Regions from separate parts of the Homo sapiens genome. Here region 1 is linked to region 2. A link is a loop called in an ENCODE intact Hi-C map of the cell type or tissue named here. Cell type or tissue: dorsolateral prefrontal cortex. All regions are shown on one strand.

What was found. A loop is a pair of places that touch in the nucleus more often than their neighbours do. Peaks named below come from ENCODE experiments on the same cell type or tissue, not always from the same donor. Only the 100,000 strongest peaks of a DNase experiment are listed, where the experiment ranks them.
Region 1: it touches region 2 in a loop (1.9-fold over the local background); 2 of 110 quality-filtered maps call a loop at or near these places.

What each region holds. Positions count from the first base shown.
Region 1 is chr11:119,584,602-119,592,601 of GRCh38, forward strand. No RefSeq gene overlaps it. Among named protein-coding and RNA genes, the nearest start is that of NECTIN1-AS1, 120 kb to the right of the region's middle. RefSeq lists an enhancer at 707-1,521. In dorsolateral prefrontal cortex, no CTCF peak of the experiment used is centred here; DNase peaks (open chromatin) are centred at 209, 585 and 4,620; H3K4me3 peaks cover 1,066 bases; H3K27ac peaks cover 2,657 bases.
Region 2 is chr11:119,662,949-119,670,948 of GRCh38, forward strand. NECTIN1 (nectin cell adhesion molecule 1) reads right to left here. Exons shown (of 6, transcript NM_002855.5): 6 at 1-2,349. The coding sequence ends at 1,799. Among named protein-coding and RNA genes, the nearest start is that of NECTIN1-AS1, 43 kb to the right of the region's middle. RefSeq lists enhancers at 1,648-2,186, 2,187-2,723. In dorsolateral prefrontal cortex, CTCF peaks have their summits at 1,259, 3,624 (motif pointing right) and 3,824; DNase peaks (open chromatin) are centred at 553, 1,271 and 3,643; H3K27ac peaks cover 5,571 bases.

The sequences.
Region 1 (8,000 bases), 78 kb before region 2:
CCCAGCGGGAGCCAGGGAGAAAATGAATCGCCTTGAGTGACACAGGACATGGCAGATTGGATGTTTAATTTGGGTATCTCTTTAGAACGCCCCCCACGCCCACCTCCTCTGCTCCCACTTAGCATCCAGCCGGCGAGAAAGCCCTGCTCCTCACAAATTGCCTTGTCGGCTCGGAGAAAAATGCCAGCGTGACTGATTGCTAGGTGGGTCCCTCCAAGTGCGCGGGAAGGAACCGGCACGACCGCACAATGCTCCTTCCTACAGAGACGCGGCGTCGTGCCAGAGCCGGAGATTTGAGTCAGACACCGGGAAGGACTGCCCGTGGAGGAGGGCGGCTCGTGGGGCTGGGGGTTTGTTTAGGGGTCTCTCGGGTCCAGAGGGAGGGCCAGGCGACCCTGGCTGGGGTCTGGTGGCTGTGGGGGGCCTGCGGGGCCCAGAGGAAAAGGCCGGCACCCGGTCCGCGAGAGGGGGCACGTACGGGGCGCAGAGGCAGAACGCAGCCCGCAGCAGACGGACAGCCTTCCCCAGACTGCCTGGAGCTCGGAGCCCGGCGCCGAAACCTGCAGATCACAACCTGTCAGTCGCGCTTTCCCGGCAGCCTCACCTGCCTCCAGATCTTTCCAAACAAGGAAAGGAGCTGCAAACATGGCAATCACCTTCCCGGCAGCGGCAGACAGCTGCCAGGGAGCAGCAGGCGACGAGCCAGCCCAGTCAGGGAGGCGGAGACGTGATCAGGCTGCGGCAGCCCCCTATACCGAGCTAGAGCTCGGGCGGACCCCGCCCCCCGCCGCAGGGACTTTGGTGGATGTCCAAGGTCACCCGCAGCTCGGCAGGGGTTCAGCACCGGAGCAGCCACCTGTTCAGGTGGCAGTTCTGGAAGGACCCCTCGGGGCTGGGGGAGGGTGGGACTAGGGCCGCACCCTGGCTTTTGCTAACCATTTATGTGACTGGGGCAAGCGCCCTGGCCTTGGACTCTGACCACACCGCACAGGGCCTGGGGTCGCTTCCATGCAGCTCTCTCATTCTGATTCTGGAGATATCTTGGGAAGAGCTAAGAGTGGCTTTTAGGCCCTGAAGCTGGGTAGGGCCCAGAAACCACACTTTCTAGGCTGTGGAGTGGCCCTGATCCTCTCTTCATTGTCCAGATTATTGCTTGAAGCCAACTCAGTGGGGTGTTGAAGTGGCTAATCCAAGCTACTTGAGATGAAGAGGTGTTGGAAGGACTGACCCGGGATAAACCTGAGTGATCCCAGACTCAGGCTCTCAAAAGGCTGGAATGAAGAACCTCCTTTGGAGGGTTAATATAGGAGAATTTAAGGGGTCCCCACCTTCCTTCCCATCAGCCTGCTTAATGTTACTACCCATGCCAAGGACAGCCCGATGGGTGCGCCAGCTTCCCTTAGAACTGACTGCCTTTTACTCCATGAACTGTTTGAGATTGTGTGGGTTCTTCTGAGTTCTTGAAAGTATAGGACAAACAGAAGGGAGGATGCTCTCAACATGAATGTGGATAATTTGCCCCCAGTGAAGCCGCAGTGTGGGTAATTCACCTGTACAAATCAAGAGATGGATGCCTTTTCCATCTGGTCTCATTCAGATGTCTTCTCAAATCAGAAAATATCTACTCTTTAGCTCCCAGCCCAGGTGACACTTACTACTCCTTCACCAAGCCCACCTTCCCAGCTTCTTCACATACAGTAGCGGATGAATCGCCCCCCCCACCCATGCCACACGGAACAGGGCCATCAAAGTGGCCCTAGGCCAAGGGGAGGTCTCTGCCCCCTTCCCCAGCCCGGGGCTACCCTTGGGTCCTGCTCCTCAGGCCACTCCCCTGTCCCTGGCCATGTGGGGAGGAGGCTGCCCTGGTCATGGCCGCCTGCCTGTCATTCCTGACTCACCACCATCCCCAGGTGTACCATTCCTGCCCTCTGCTCAGCTGCAATTGAAGGCTTTAACTTTGCACACTTTGGGATCACGGTTGTGTCATTGGAATAAATTAAGCAGGTCTCAACCGCCTCCCCCACCCCAGGAAAAAAAAAAAGCCAGGGGGGGCCCTAGAATGAGAAAGCTGGAGGGAGCGGGCAGGAATCCACTTAAAACTATTCCTTAAGCTTAAAACATGGTGTAGGCGGGGAAAATATGATCAGATGGAAGTTAGGGTGGCAGAGAATGTCACCAAGTCATCTTGATCCATTGCAAGAAAGAGGCTGGGATCTGGGTGCCGAGGAAACCTTCACCAAGCTGTGTGAAGAAGACTCAGCCTTTCCTCAGTATCCTAGCTAGCTCTCCCTTCCCGTGCCACACCTTCTCTACTCTCTAAAGGGGCTTAACATCCTCATGCTCTCTGCTTCTTCACCAAGTTTTCAGCAAAGTATCTCTAATAGTCATTTACACCTGCATTAGAAGATAAGTTCCCGGGTGACAGCTTATGTAAATGTTCAGGTCAACTTTTCAGAAGGTATTTGCTATGGTTTGAATGTGTCCCTCCCAAAAGCATGTGTTGGAGGCATAATTGCTATTGTAACCATATTAAGAGGCGAGCCTCTTAATACGGTGGTTCATCCTGTAATTCCAGCTATTTAGGAGGCTGAGGTGGGAAAATCGCTTAAGGCCAGGAGTTTGAGACCAGCCTGGGCAACATAATGAGACCCCATCTCCAAAAAGTAAAAACATAAAAAATTAGCTGGGTGTTTGTAGTATGGCTATTAGCAGGTAGTTGGTGCCAGCTACTCGGGAGGCTGAGACTGAGGTGGGAAGATGGCTTGAGCCTAGAAGTTTGAGGCTGCAGTGAGTTATAATTGTGCCATTGTACCCCAGCCTGGGCAACAGAGTGAGACCTCGTCTCTAAAAAAACAGAAAAAGAGGCTGGGCATGGTGGCTCACACCGGTAATCTCAGCACTTTGGGAGGGTGAGATGGGCAGATCATGAGGTCAGGAGTTCGAGACCAGCCTGGCCAACATGGTGAAACCCCACCTCTACTAAAAATACAAAAATTAGCTGGATGTGGTGATGTGTGCCTGTAATCCCAGCTACTTGGAAGGCTGAGGCAGAAGAATCACTTGAAACTGGGAGGCGGAGGTTGTAGTGAGCTAAAATCATGCCATTGCACTCCAGCTGGGGTGACAGAGCAAGACTCTGTCTCAAAAAAAAAAAAAAAAAAAAAAGAAAGAAAGAAAGAAAAAGAAAGAGGCAGGATCTTTAAGAGGTGGTTAGCCATGAGGGGTCTGCCTTCATGAATGGATTAATGCCATTGGCCATTGTCTCAGGAATGGGTTCCTTATAAAAAGAGGTTAGCCCTTCTCTCTGTCTTCACCCTCTTCCTCCCCCCTCTCTCTCCCCCACCTCCTCTCTCTGTCTCTCCCGCTCTCTCTCGCTCACCCATGTGATGCCTTCTGCCATGCTATGGTGCAGCAAGGGCTTACCAGACGCCACCCCCTCAGTCTTGGACTTCCCAGCCTCCAGAACCATAAGCCAGTAAATTTCTATTCACTATAAATTACCCAGTCTGAGGTATTCTGTGGGAGCAGCACAAAACAGACAAAGATGATATTCATATTTAAATAATGTAAGACTTTTTATATCTAACTCTGGACTTTCTTCTCTGGTAAAAATAAGATCAATGTTGATAGCACTTGGTCTCAGAGCCCCTGACGTTAGCACTAAGTTATAAGCACTTACTCTGCCATCAGATATGGTGGCCCTGCTGAGCCTCTGGCAGTAGGACGAGCCCAAAGCAAAGAAAGTGGTCCCAGTGCCCTTCCCTCCTTCCACTTCCTGCTCCAGGTTGATGGGCTGGACACAAGGGTTAAGATTAGGGGATCTGGCCAGGAGCAGTGGCTCACACCTGTAATCCCAGCACTTTGGGAGGCCGAGGTGGGCAGATCACTTGAGGCCAGGAGTTCAAGACCAGCTGGGCAACACAGTAAAACCCCGTCTCTACTTAAATTACAAAAATTAGCTGGGCGTGGTGGTGCACGCCTGTAATCCCAGCTACTCAGGAAGTTGAGGCAGAAGAATCGCTTGAACTCGGGAGGCAGAGGTTGCAGTGAGCCAAGATTGCGCCACTGCACTCCAGCCTGGGTGACAGAATGAGACTCTGTCTCAAAAAGAAAAAAAAAAAACAAAGCAAACAAAAAAATTAGCCAGGTGTGGTGGCACACACCTGTAATCCTAGCTACTCAGGAGGCTGAGGCAGGAGAATTTCTTTAACCCAAGAAGCAGAGGTTGCAGTGAGCAGAGATCACGCCACTGCACTCCAGCATGGGCCACAGAGCAAGACTCTGTCTCAAAAAAAAAAAAAAAAAAAAAAAAAAAAAGATTAGAGAGTCAGGCCCAGAGATTCCTGAAAGGAGCTTTGTCAGTTCCCCCTTGTCCAGAAAGGACTGAGTAAGCCCACTCTTGGTCTTTTTCTGAATCAGCCTAAAAGTGGCCTCTCTTGGTTGGGGCAATTTTGGAGAGCAAATTGCAAGGGGCAGAAGCTTGGAAAGGGCTAAAACTAAGGAAAGAGGGTATTGTTGCAGCCAATGCCAGCTGTTCCCCCTCCCAACCCAATGCTGTGGACTGCTGGCTAATGGGTGCACATGCTTTTTAGTCTCTGGCTCTTCTCTGCCATTCCCACCCCACAGCTGGAGTGTGCTTGGCAGAGGCACATAATTGGCTCTGTGCATTGGAGCCAGTGAGGCAAGAGCTACAGTGTGAGGGACAGAAGGGAGATGACAGGGAAAGAAGGATCCTGCACCTTTCTCTCTGCCTACCCACTGTGATTCCTTCTGCCTTCAGGTGGGTCACAGAATGGTGGAACGGAAAGCTCAAGAGATCTGCAGTCAGAAGACCTGAGATCTCTTCATTTGCTAGCTGTTACCTAATTTTGTTTAGCCTTATTTTTCCCATCTGTAAAACTGGGATATTGGTTAGGGTTACAGACAAACACAGGTTGGGAGGATGCTCTTTGGTGTGGGAAGGAACTTGATAGTCTGTAGAGGGATGTGCAGATGTGAGTTGTTATTCCTACTCCTGTCTTGCAGGAAGTGGGATGCCTGGCCAGACACCTCAGCATCCATATCACTCATCAAACCACCCCCACCCCTGCACATACAGGTGCATGTTCCATGGTAAACCAAAACAACAGCCTCAAAAACAACCAACAAAAACTGAAGTTGTGATATGTATCCACGTGGGTTCCTCCCAATCCAACAAAAGTTAGACTTGGGCCTCTAGGACTCATTCCAGTGAGGACCCTCTGAGCACTCATGAAAGCTTTCATGGGAGTCTGCAGGAGGGAAGGAGGGTGGAGGAGGGGCAGGATCTCTTCAAAGGGCAAATTAATGCATGCCAAGCTAACACATGCCAAGCACCATTACTGAGCATCCCCTGAATGCCCATATTTGCTGGACATTTCACAGGAGCCAAGACAACTCTGATGGGTTTTACAGTCATTGGAGATGATAAGTAAACCTTCCTTCAAACAGAGAAATAATGGGAAATAATGGGAAACAGATTGCAGTACACACAATTGGAGAAGGAAGGAAGCTGTTTTCAGAGCCCTAGGCCCATCCCATCAAACAATGGTGCTCCAAGGGTAAATTGAGTTCTCTTTGGCTGGGCAGAGAGCATGAGGCCAAGAGGGAAAGATATTGGGGTGCCGAGCATCACAGCAGGCTCCCTTTCTGCCTTCCCACACCAGTCCCCTGACACCGACTGGATGTCACTCAATTCAATTCAATTCAATTCAATTCAATTCAATTCAATTCAATTCAATTCAATTCAATCCAATTCAATTCTGACATCAGCTACCTGGCGTTAGCACAAATCCCACAGGTTAAGGGGCTTAGTCCCGCAAGACTGCCCACTTCAGGTACCAACTACAAGTCCTGGGTGTCCTCAAGCCACTCACACTTCTGCCTGCCCAGCTATAAATTCGGGGGTTCCTCTACACCCTCATTTTGGGTTGATAAAGAATGACTCAGAGAACTCACTGGAAGCATTATATTTACAATTACCATTTTATTGTAAAAGATACAAATAAACAGCCTGATGAACATGCACACACAGCAAGGTCTGGAAGAGTCCCAAGCACAAAAGCTTCTGTTGGAGTCAGGGTGTGCCACCCTTCTGGTATGCCAATATTAGTATGTTTACCAACCAGGAAGTTCTCCAAGCCTTGTTGTTCAGAGTTTCTGTTGAGGTTTCATTATGTAAGCATGATTGATTTAATCATTGGCCATGTGACTGGACTCCATCTCCATCTTTTCCTGGAGGTGGAAGGGAGAGGGGAGGGGCTGAAAGTTCCAACTCTTTAATCCCTTGGTTGGTTTTCCTGAGAACCAGCCTCTGTTCTGAAACTGTCTAGGGGATCTGCTGTGAGTCATCTCATTAGCATAAACTCAGGTGTGGCTGAAAAGGGCTCATTATGAATAACAAAAGACATTCCTGTCATTCAAACTTCTGAGGGTTTTTGAAGCTCTGTGCCAGGAACCTGGGACAAAGACTAAATATATTATTTTTGACTTTATCCCACTTTCCTACTCACAGAGAAGAAGGAAGAGAATGGGGGAGCATCCTGAGTGTTTCGTGACTTCATTGTGGGAGGAGGCGCCGGAACTGTATGAGTGGTTGAAGGAAAGTATGAAGAAAACAGAATCACAGATCATCTTTACTTAACTGGAGGTCTATCCTACAGAAGAGGGAGCCTCTGCCAGGAGGAATTTGGACCAATGAGCGAAAGTAATGGGAAACCAGTTTTCAGCAGGAGCTGATAGGGTGGGCTGCCTTGAGAAGTAATAAGCTCCTAGAGAATATTTTAACAGAGCTGAATGCAAGTTCCATGTGAGCATCAACTCAGTCGGACTTGACTTCTGCTGTGTGCCTGGGGCCTGAATATTACCTGACAAACAGTAGATGCTTACTAAATATTTGGTAAATATTTGTTGAATGCACATTTGTGGAGGAGAAGGGAAGGTAGTTTAAATAACATGAAAACCTAGGCCCAGTCATAAGTCTTTAGTATCCAGCCGTTGTGCTGGCTTTTGAGGCAAAAAACAAAAAAACAAAAAATTCTTCTTAAGAAGCTCACCACAGTAAGTGCTGTAAGTGGGGAGATAGACATTTATGTCTAGAGCAAAGTTTAATAACAAACAAATCAGTTCCAGTTAAAGATGGCAAGTTGAACCCATTCATTAGTTTACACTCCCCAAAGCCCATGGAAATAACAGTAAAAGGATTTTATTAAAAGGCATAAGCCCATCAGTTCAAAGGTGGAATGCAGATGGAGACTTCCAGTAAAGATGGTGAATTGAATGCACACAATTCATCTTGCTCTTCTTGAAAACCCTAAAGTGACTATAAAGGGATTTTTTAAAAATCAGAAACCCATAAAGGTGGAGATGAGACAGAAATTCGGCAGGACTTGTTTTACAAGATGCGGGTCACAAGGACACTGCTGATAAAACAGGATGTGGCAAAGAAGCCAGTCAAAACCTGCCAAAACCAAGATGGCAACAAAAGCAATCTCTGATTGTCCTCACTGCTCATTATATGCTAATTACAATGCATTAGCATGCTAAAGGCACTCTCACTAGCGCCATGACAGTTTACGAATGCCATCGCACATCCAGAAGTTACCTTATATGGTCTAAAAGAAGGAGGAACCCTCAGTTCTGGGAAATCTCTGCCCCTTTCCTGGAAAACTCATGAATAATCAACCCCATATTTAGCATATAATCAAGAATTAACTATAAATATAGCCGGCCAACAGCCCTCAAAGGCTGCTCTGCCTATGGAATAACCACCTTTTATTCCTTTAGTTTTCTTCTTTTTTTTTTTTTTGAGATGGAGTTTTGCTCTGTTGCCCAGGCTGGAGTGCAGTGGCACGATCTTGGCTCACTGCAACCTCCGCCTCCTGGGTTCAAGTGATTCTCCTGCCTCAGCCTCCCCAGTAGCTGGGATTACAGGTGCACGCCACCACGCCCTGCTAGTTTTTGTATTTTTAGTAGAGATGGGG
Region 2 (8,000 bases):
ACCCACCTGCTGGGCCCAGGGTTGCCAGGGCAGAAATGGAGCTGGCAGGGGGTTCAATAGCAGCACCAGGGAGGGGAGGGGAGGGGTTGGGGGGCTCCCTTAGGAAGCCTATGGCAGGGTGGGTCAGTGCCCGTGGGGCACAGAGTGGTCTGCCTCCCTCCTCCCCAACACTTGCCATCCTGCAGAGCCCCTGACACCCTGGGGTGAGTTAACTGGAATCCCAGTGGGCAGGCATGAAGGGCCGCGAAGCCTGCCTCTCCATCCCAGGGTCCTTCCCATGGGCATGCCTGTCTAGAGTGCCAGGGGATCTGGGAGCAGATGGAGGAACTGAGGCACTTTGAGCTGGGGGACTGAGAGGGCTGGGAGGGGTCTTCCTCCATTATATACATGGGAAGACCCAGTCTGGGGTGGCTGATAGGAACTCAATGTCCCATTCAAGAAGGGAATCTGCACTGAAAGGGAGGGCTTCTCCTAGGCCCTCCCCTCATCCCAGAATGAGGACCAGGGGTGGCTGAGCAGGAGGTGGCCTAGCGGCCCCACCCCCCTCACTTTCTGCCAGGCCCGAGGCTTTGACAATGGCCTTTGTGTGTGAGGCATTGTATGGACTCCTCAGTCCCTCGGACTGTGTTTGCAGAGCTTCTGCCATGTGGGCTTCCTTCCCCACTACCCTCCGTGTGGATGCTTCTTTACCTCTGACTCCTGCAGGTGGATCCCCCTGGGATCCCAGCCCTGACTAGCCAAAAGAACCAAGTGTTGCTAGATAAGGGAGAAATCAGAGAAACCTCCACGCTGTAAGAAGCAGTTTGGGGCAGGCCTGAGATCCTAGGGTGGAGGCACCGGGGACCCAGTCTCAGCTGTCTCTGGAAGCTTCTATAGGCAGACCCCATTCTCAGCTTAAAGGGGGAATGAGGTGGAAATAGACGGGTGGGCCTTGGGCAGTGTCTGGATGGGGCAGGGCATGGGACTCCAGGGGAAAGCAGGCAGAGAGGAGCAGTGTGTGCATGTGTGTGTGTGTGCACGTGTCAGCAGAGGCAGAGAGCAAGTGTGGGCTGGAGCCCACCTGGAGCCCCTAATGGAGGGGGCACATTGGGGATAAAGAGGGGACGCGTCAGAGCTAGGCCAACTCCACTCTCTGTGGGCCAATGAGGAAAAAAAATGTAAAACCACCCTCAGCAGGAAAACACTGCCCAAGGCCCCGCTTAACAAACAAGACTCCCTGGGAACTGGGGAGAAGCCGCACCCCTCCCCCTACCTCTTGGGCGCACCAGCTGTCTAGACCCAAGGTCCAAACTCCCAGCTGCATCAGATTTCACTGGTGGGTGTTGGGTTCCCTCTAGCCGGGAGGAGGAGCAGCATCTGGGGGTGTGGGGAGCTTTTCCCTCTTAGAGCCCCTTGAGCCCTCCACCCCCAGTGAAGAAACACAAACAAATTCCAGTGTAGGGGGGCGGGGGAGGCTGGCTCCCCAAACCCTGGAGGGATGCCCAGGTACACAAGACGAGAACAGGGCTCCCTACACAGAGGGCAGGCAGGTGGGGCCCGTAAAGGGAAGATACAGTAACACTAAAGCCACAGTCGAACACAACACCATGGGGAAGGGCGGAGGAGAGGGAGGAAATAAAACACAAAGCCAAGTCGTGGCTGCCCTGGGCTCCCCTGGCCCCCCAGGAGTTCGGGGCTGGCTTTGGGCAGCTGGGCAAGTCTCTGTTCAGCTCCTGGAGTGGGAGGTGGGGGGTGGGCAGGGGGCGTGCGGGGAGGGGCTGGGGAGGAGCGGTCACAGACAGAGGCTCTGGAAGGGGGGCTACACGTACCACTCCTTCTTGGAAATGAAAGACCCGTCGTTCTGAGAAACCATGTTCTCAGCCAAGTCCAGCTGCTCAGGGTCGTACTGGTAGCCCAGAGTCCGGTCCCCGTAGCCGTCCTGACGGGCCTCGGCCTCATCCACGGTGAAGTAGGGCCGCTTGGCGTCCTCGTCATATTTGGGGTGGGGGCCGCCCACCTTGCGCTCGCCCCCTCCACCGCCCTCCTCCTCCTCCTCCTCCTCCTCATAGCTGCTTCCACCCAGTGGGCCGGCCTTCTTCTCGTCGTCTGAGTCGTCGGGGTACTGCAGGTTCTGTGCCATTGGTGGGTGGTGCTGGGGGATGCCTGCCTTGCTGTAGCCGTTGCCATACACGTGCTTCTTGGTGCTGTAGTCACCCTTGAAGGTGTGCCGGCGCCGACGCAGGGCGACCACGATCCCGCCGACCACAATCAACACCAGCAGGATGCTCCCCGCCACGCCCCCAATGATGGCCGTGGGCACCGGCCCGGCGCGCCGCCCATGTTCGGGAGGAGACGGGGTGTAGGGGAATTCTGGGTGAGGAAAAGAGATGGAGGGGACAGCATCAGCGTGTGCTCCTGGGGTGTAGAGGGGGTGGGAGGGAGGCAGGGAAAGGAGAGGCCAGGAAGGACAGGCTGTCTGCACCCCAGGTTTGAGCAGCTCCAGTTCGAGGCCCCGCAGCACTCCACCCATCCTGGAGCCCTAACATGCCGCAGCGTTGGTAGCTGGAGTGAGAGACAGGCAAGAGGAGAGGCAGAGGGCAGTACCCACAGCACCAGGGTCTTCCATCCCCACTGTCCTTGGTGTGGTGCTGGCCCAGCTCAATCCCTATTCATGGTGCAGTGAGACACGTGTGCCAGTTCCAGCTGCAGCACACTGCCCACTCCATGCCATTCACAGCCACAACCCTGAGGAGGTATGCCATTCATTCTCATTGGATATCTGAGGAGCTGAGGCTTGCAGAGGTTAAAGAACTTGCCTGAGGCCACCCAGCAATGATGCATCGTTGCTTCTCCTGCACATAGAACGTGTGCAAATGTCACTGATACCCCTCTGCCAGACACCTGGCAGTCACTCTGCCCCAACACTATCAACTTGGCTTCCAAGACCCAGAACCAGGAGCCACCTAGGTGTTCTGCACCTGATTTTGTCTGCCTGCAGGGCACAGGGAAAACAGGTTCCCAGGCACTGGCTCAGGAGATGCCCCGTGAGTGCCAATCAGCTGCCAAGGTGCCAGAAACTAGGGCTGTGGTTCTTGGCTGTGGTCTGGGCCTGCAGGGCAAGGTGGGGGCCTGGCAGTGCTGCCAGCCTGGGTTATAAGTGTAAGACACCAGCATGGCAGGGCACAAGCACAGGGCAAGGACGGCAGAAATGGGGGTGAAAGCATGTGCGTGTGTGCGTGCGTGGCAATGTCGAGTACACACAAGTGGGCACATGCACAGGCATACACGCTTGCCGTCATAGCAAGCCTGCCACCCAGAGAGCACATGCTGGGAGGGCCTGCATGCCTGTGCCGACATGATGAACATGAGTGTGCAAATCTGTATGCCCCGTGGACACAGCCAAAATGAGGAGGCAGGAAAGGTGAAAAGAAGAGAAAGGAAGCAGGTGGGACAGGAGAGAAGGCTGGGTGGGTGGCTTTCTGTGCCAGTGGGGCCGGGCCACAGTACTGTTCTTTGGCCAACACTGCCCCTTCCCTTGCCTTACAGGGCCTGGGAAGGTGGCTGAAACCAGGGCCATGCCACGGGCCAAAGAGGCCCTAAGGTGAGGCTAAGGGAAATGGTTCCTGGCACCACCACAGGGTGGCACCAGAGACCACAGCTGGCCTCGGTCAGAGCCACTAGGCTGCGGGTCTAGGGCAAGCCCAGAAGGCTGACCTCAGCCGCTCAGGCCCTCCTTGCTCCAGGCCCACGTAAAGGGCCAGTTTGCCCGTATACTGTTTGCCTGTATACTGCTGCCAGCTCACTCTCTGATTCAGTATCTCTCACTCCATGGGAATCATGCTCCTCCCTGAGCCCACTCCCTCCTCCTGGGGCGTGTGTGGGGTGCTATCCCACTCGGCAGGCTGCAGCAGGGTGGAGATTCTAGGAAAGAGGAAAGGCCTTCCAGGAATTTGGGCGGGAAGGGCTGACGAAAACACAGGGCCCAAGGAAGGGGAGGCCACTCACTCATCCAAGGTCACGCGGCTGAGCCAGGACCCCCCAGGGGCTCCTATACACGTGGGCACTGGCAGAGGAGCACTGCCATGGAGGACCCCGCTCCCCACCTGCCACCACCATCCTCGGTGCAGGTCAGCCAGCAGCTGCCCAGTACATATCCATGGGATCTTTGTCCTGACCGCCTGTCTCCGCAGCAGCCTCCCTGGAACCTCAAGCATCTCCCGGCTCACCAGGTCCCATCTGTTTACCGCCCTCAAAAGGGCCCCGCAACTGCTCCCCACGAGATGGGAGCAGCCTCCACCAGGGGTTCCCCAGAGGCAGCTGGGAAGAACCTAGCCTCCTCTGTACTCAGCCTGCCTGCCCCCCTCCTCGGTTCTCACCCAGATCTGAATGATCTCTCCTGTCTACACCTGCCTTCCTCTCTTCATCCATCCCTCCCATCAGCAAACATACTGAGCATCTATCCTGCTAGTCACGGGATATGAGAAACTCACAGCCTCCCCAGGGAAGCAAAGGACACTCAGAGACAGCACATGCAGATGTTAAGGGAACAGGCAGGGAAGTGCAGGGTGCAGGGGAACGGGGTGGTGTGTCTTGGCATTAGAGAAGGCTTCTTGGAGGAGGCCGGACTTGGAGAGGCCAGGAGGATAAGGAAGCATCCAGATGGAGGGAGCTGCCATTTTTCTGAAACATGTCCCTTGCCTTCCCATACAAGATTCCGTGGTTCTCGGCTTTCCTCTCTGAGTGCTATCTCCAGCTGTGTTGCTCCTTTTCTCTGTTCCAGCTGTCTCGCTGGACGCTTTGTCCTGGGACCCTCAGCCTTGACCCTCTGCTTTCTTTCCTAGTGACAGACTAGTATCAACTTCTGGAGTCACCCTTATCCTGCTGGCTGTCCAAATTATTTAGGGTACATAGTTCTCGCCCAACTCTGGGACTGTATCTCCACAGCATCTCCCAAACTGTGGCCCATGGAATCTCAAACCATTGGCTCAAAGGGTCAGCAAAAATAGGGGGGTCGAGATGTTGGCTTAGACAAAAGCATCAGAGCCTGTTACCTTCTCGTGCACACTGTGAACTACTAGAGGGACACGTCAAATGCCATGTTTCCCAACATACTGGAACATGAACCCCATACCTCCTGCCTCCAAGACAGTCTCACATAACTGATATCTAGGTGGACACATTAGAAAAACTGACCTCTAGCACACCCTCATTTGGAATTCTCACCACCACTTCAAAACCCATCTGTACCAACCTGGTTTGCCATCTTCCTTCTAAACCCTCTCCATTCGATACAACTTCCTGTCGCCACTGTCACCACCATGGAACTTATGCCAGGTTTTACTGCTGTGGTCGATTCCTAAATCTCCCACTTTCCTTTTGCCTCTGCCTGCCTTGAATCACCCCACCCGCAGTCACCAGGTTAATCTTCACTCTGTAGACACAACCACTCGCTTTCTCAAAGACCAGCAATGGCTCCCCAACTGCCTGTTGGGCTGTGCAGTCTGGCCTTCAAAGCTTCCATCATGCAACCGTATCTTGGGTTTGGTCAACTCACCTTCCTTGCTGTCCTTGTTATCCAAGTTGATTCCTTACTGCAAGCCTTTACACATGCAGTTTGCCCCGCCAGGAGTGCCTTTCCTCATCCTCCCTCCCCACCGATTGCACTTCTCCAGCCCCTTCTTCAGGAGCCTTCTCTTCTCCAGTTTACCGTGATCTTTTTCTCTTTCGAATTTTTATGTACTAATGGTCTGCACCTCTCATTCTGGTTGTGACAATTGCTAAGGTCATTCCATTAATCACATACTGACATAGCATGGTAAAGCCTGTATAAATTGCAAATAAATGCAAATTAGAAGTTACCATGGCTGGCTCTGGTCCTTCTGCCAGTTTTCAAATGGCTAAAGTTCTTCTCTTCTGCAGGAATGAGGACAGGGTTTGAGGAAGTGGCAGCCTCATGATCATTTGGGATTGACTCATTTCAGTGTGTTGCAGTAGTCTATAAGCTCACTATTGTTACATTTGTGCTTTCTTCAACAGCAGAGACCCAATAAAAAATAAAGCTCTCCTACATCTTCCTCAACTAGGTTGAATTTTCTGGACCTCTCAAGCCACATCATTGCAGTATGGTAGAGTGTACGGTCTTATCTGTTTCACAGGAATGACTGGTGTCCCAACTAGTTTGTAAGTTATAATTGAAAATGCAGGCTGGGCACAGTGGCTCATGCCTGTAATCCCAGCACTTTGGGAGGCCGAGGCGGACGGATCACCTAAGGTCAGGAGTTCAAGACCAGCCTGACCAACATGGTGAAACCTCGTCTCTACTAAAAATACAAAAATTAGCCAGGTGTAGTGATGGGTGCCTGTAATCCCAGCTACTTGGGAGGCTGAGGCAGGAGAATTGCTTGAGCTGGGAGGTGGAGGTTGCAGTGAGCCAAGTTTGTGCCATTGCACTCCAGCCTGGGCAACAGTGCAAGACTCCGTCTCAAAAAAAAAAAAAAAATGCACCTTGAACCTGATCTCTTCTCACCGTCTCCATCACTACCACCCTGATCCAAGATACTCTCATCTTTCATCTGGATTATTGATTGCAATAGCTGCCTAACTGCTCCCCTGATTCCATCCTTTCCCTCTGTGGACTGTTTTCCACACAGCAGCCAGACAAATCCTGTTGAAGTGTAACATATCTGCTCAGAGCCCTCCAATGACTCTCCCTAGAGCCTTAACGTGCTCTGCTTGCCCTACGCCCCGCCCCACCTCTGAAGTCATCTGTTCCCGCTTTCCTGCAGGCTTGCCCCACTCCTGGCACACACTGCACGGGCTGCCCTGCCCCCTGAAAGCCACTTCCCCAGGGCCCCCAGGTTCACTCCTTTACTCTCTTTGGGACACAGCTCAAATAGCCCCTTCTCATCAAGACCTTCCCCAACTACCCTATTTAAAACTGCAGCTCATAAGCCCACTCCACCTGTGTGGTCCCTAGCACTTGGGATCCCCTTACTCTCTTTTTTTCCTCCTCAATATCACCTTCAAAATTACTACTTTTTTTTTTTTTTTGAGACGGAGTCTTGCTCTGTCGCCCAGGCTGGAGTGCAGTGGCTCAATCTTGGCTCATGCAACCTCCGCCTCCCGGGTTCAAGCGATTCTCCTGCCTCAGCCTCTTGAGTAGCTGGGATTACAGGCATGTGCCACCACACCCGGCTAATTTTTGTAATTTCAGTAGAGATGGGGATTTCACCATGTTGGCCAGGCTGATCTCACACTCCTGACCTCAGATGATCCACCCACCTCAGCCTCCCAAAGTGCTGGGATTACAGGTGTGAGCCACCACGCCCAGCCTACATATTTTTTAAAAATGTATTTTATCTATTGTCTTTCCTCCTATGCGAAAACGTAAGCTCCACAAGGATAGGGACTTTTTGTCTGTTTTGCTCATGGATTTATACCAAGCACCTAGACCGCTTGTCATGTGGTCAATGTTCAAGAAGTATCTGTTGGACGACAGAATGAATTCTACAATGGCAAGATTATGTCTTAGAGATAAGCCTTGTTCTAGGCAGAGCAAGTATTGTAAGGAGAGACTCGAATAAACCTGCATGGGGCCCACTGGGACCTTGTTTCTCTGGAGTGGGTGACAGGAGGAGTGGTGTGGTGGCTTGGGACCAGATGACACTAGGCTTTTTTTCTCCTCCAGGCCTTCTATTTAATTCTTTTTCCTAAGTCCTTTTTTTTTTTTTTTTTTTTGAGACAGAGTCTCGCTCCATCGCCTGGGCTGGAGTGCAGTGGCACGATCTCGGCTCACTGCAACCTCCGCCTCCCAGGCTCAAGCAATTCTTGTGCCTCAGCCTCCTGAGTAGTTGGGACTACAGGCACGCACTGCCACACCCGGCTAATATTTTGTAGAGACGGGGTTTCACAACGTTGGCCAGGCTGGTCTCGAACTCCTGATCTCAAGTGGTCTGCCCACCTCGGCCTCCCAAAGTGCTGGGATTACAGGTGTGAGCCACCACGCCTAGCCAACTTTTTTC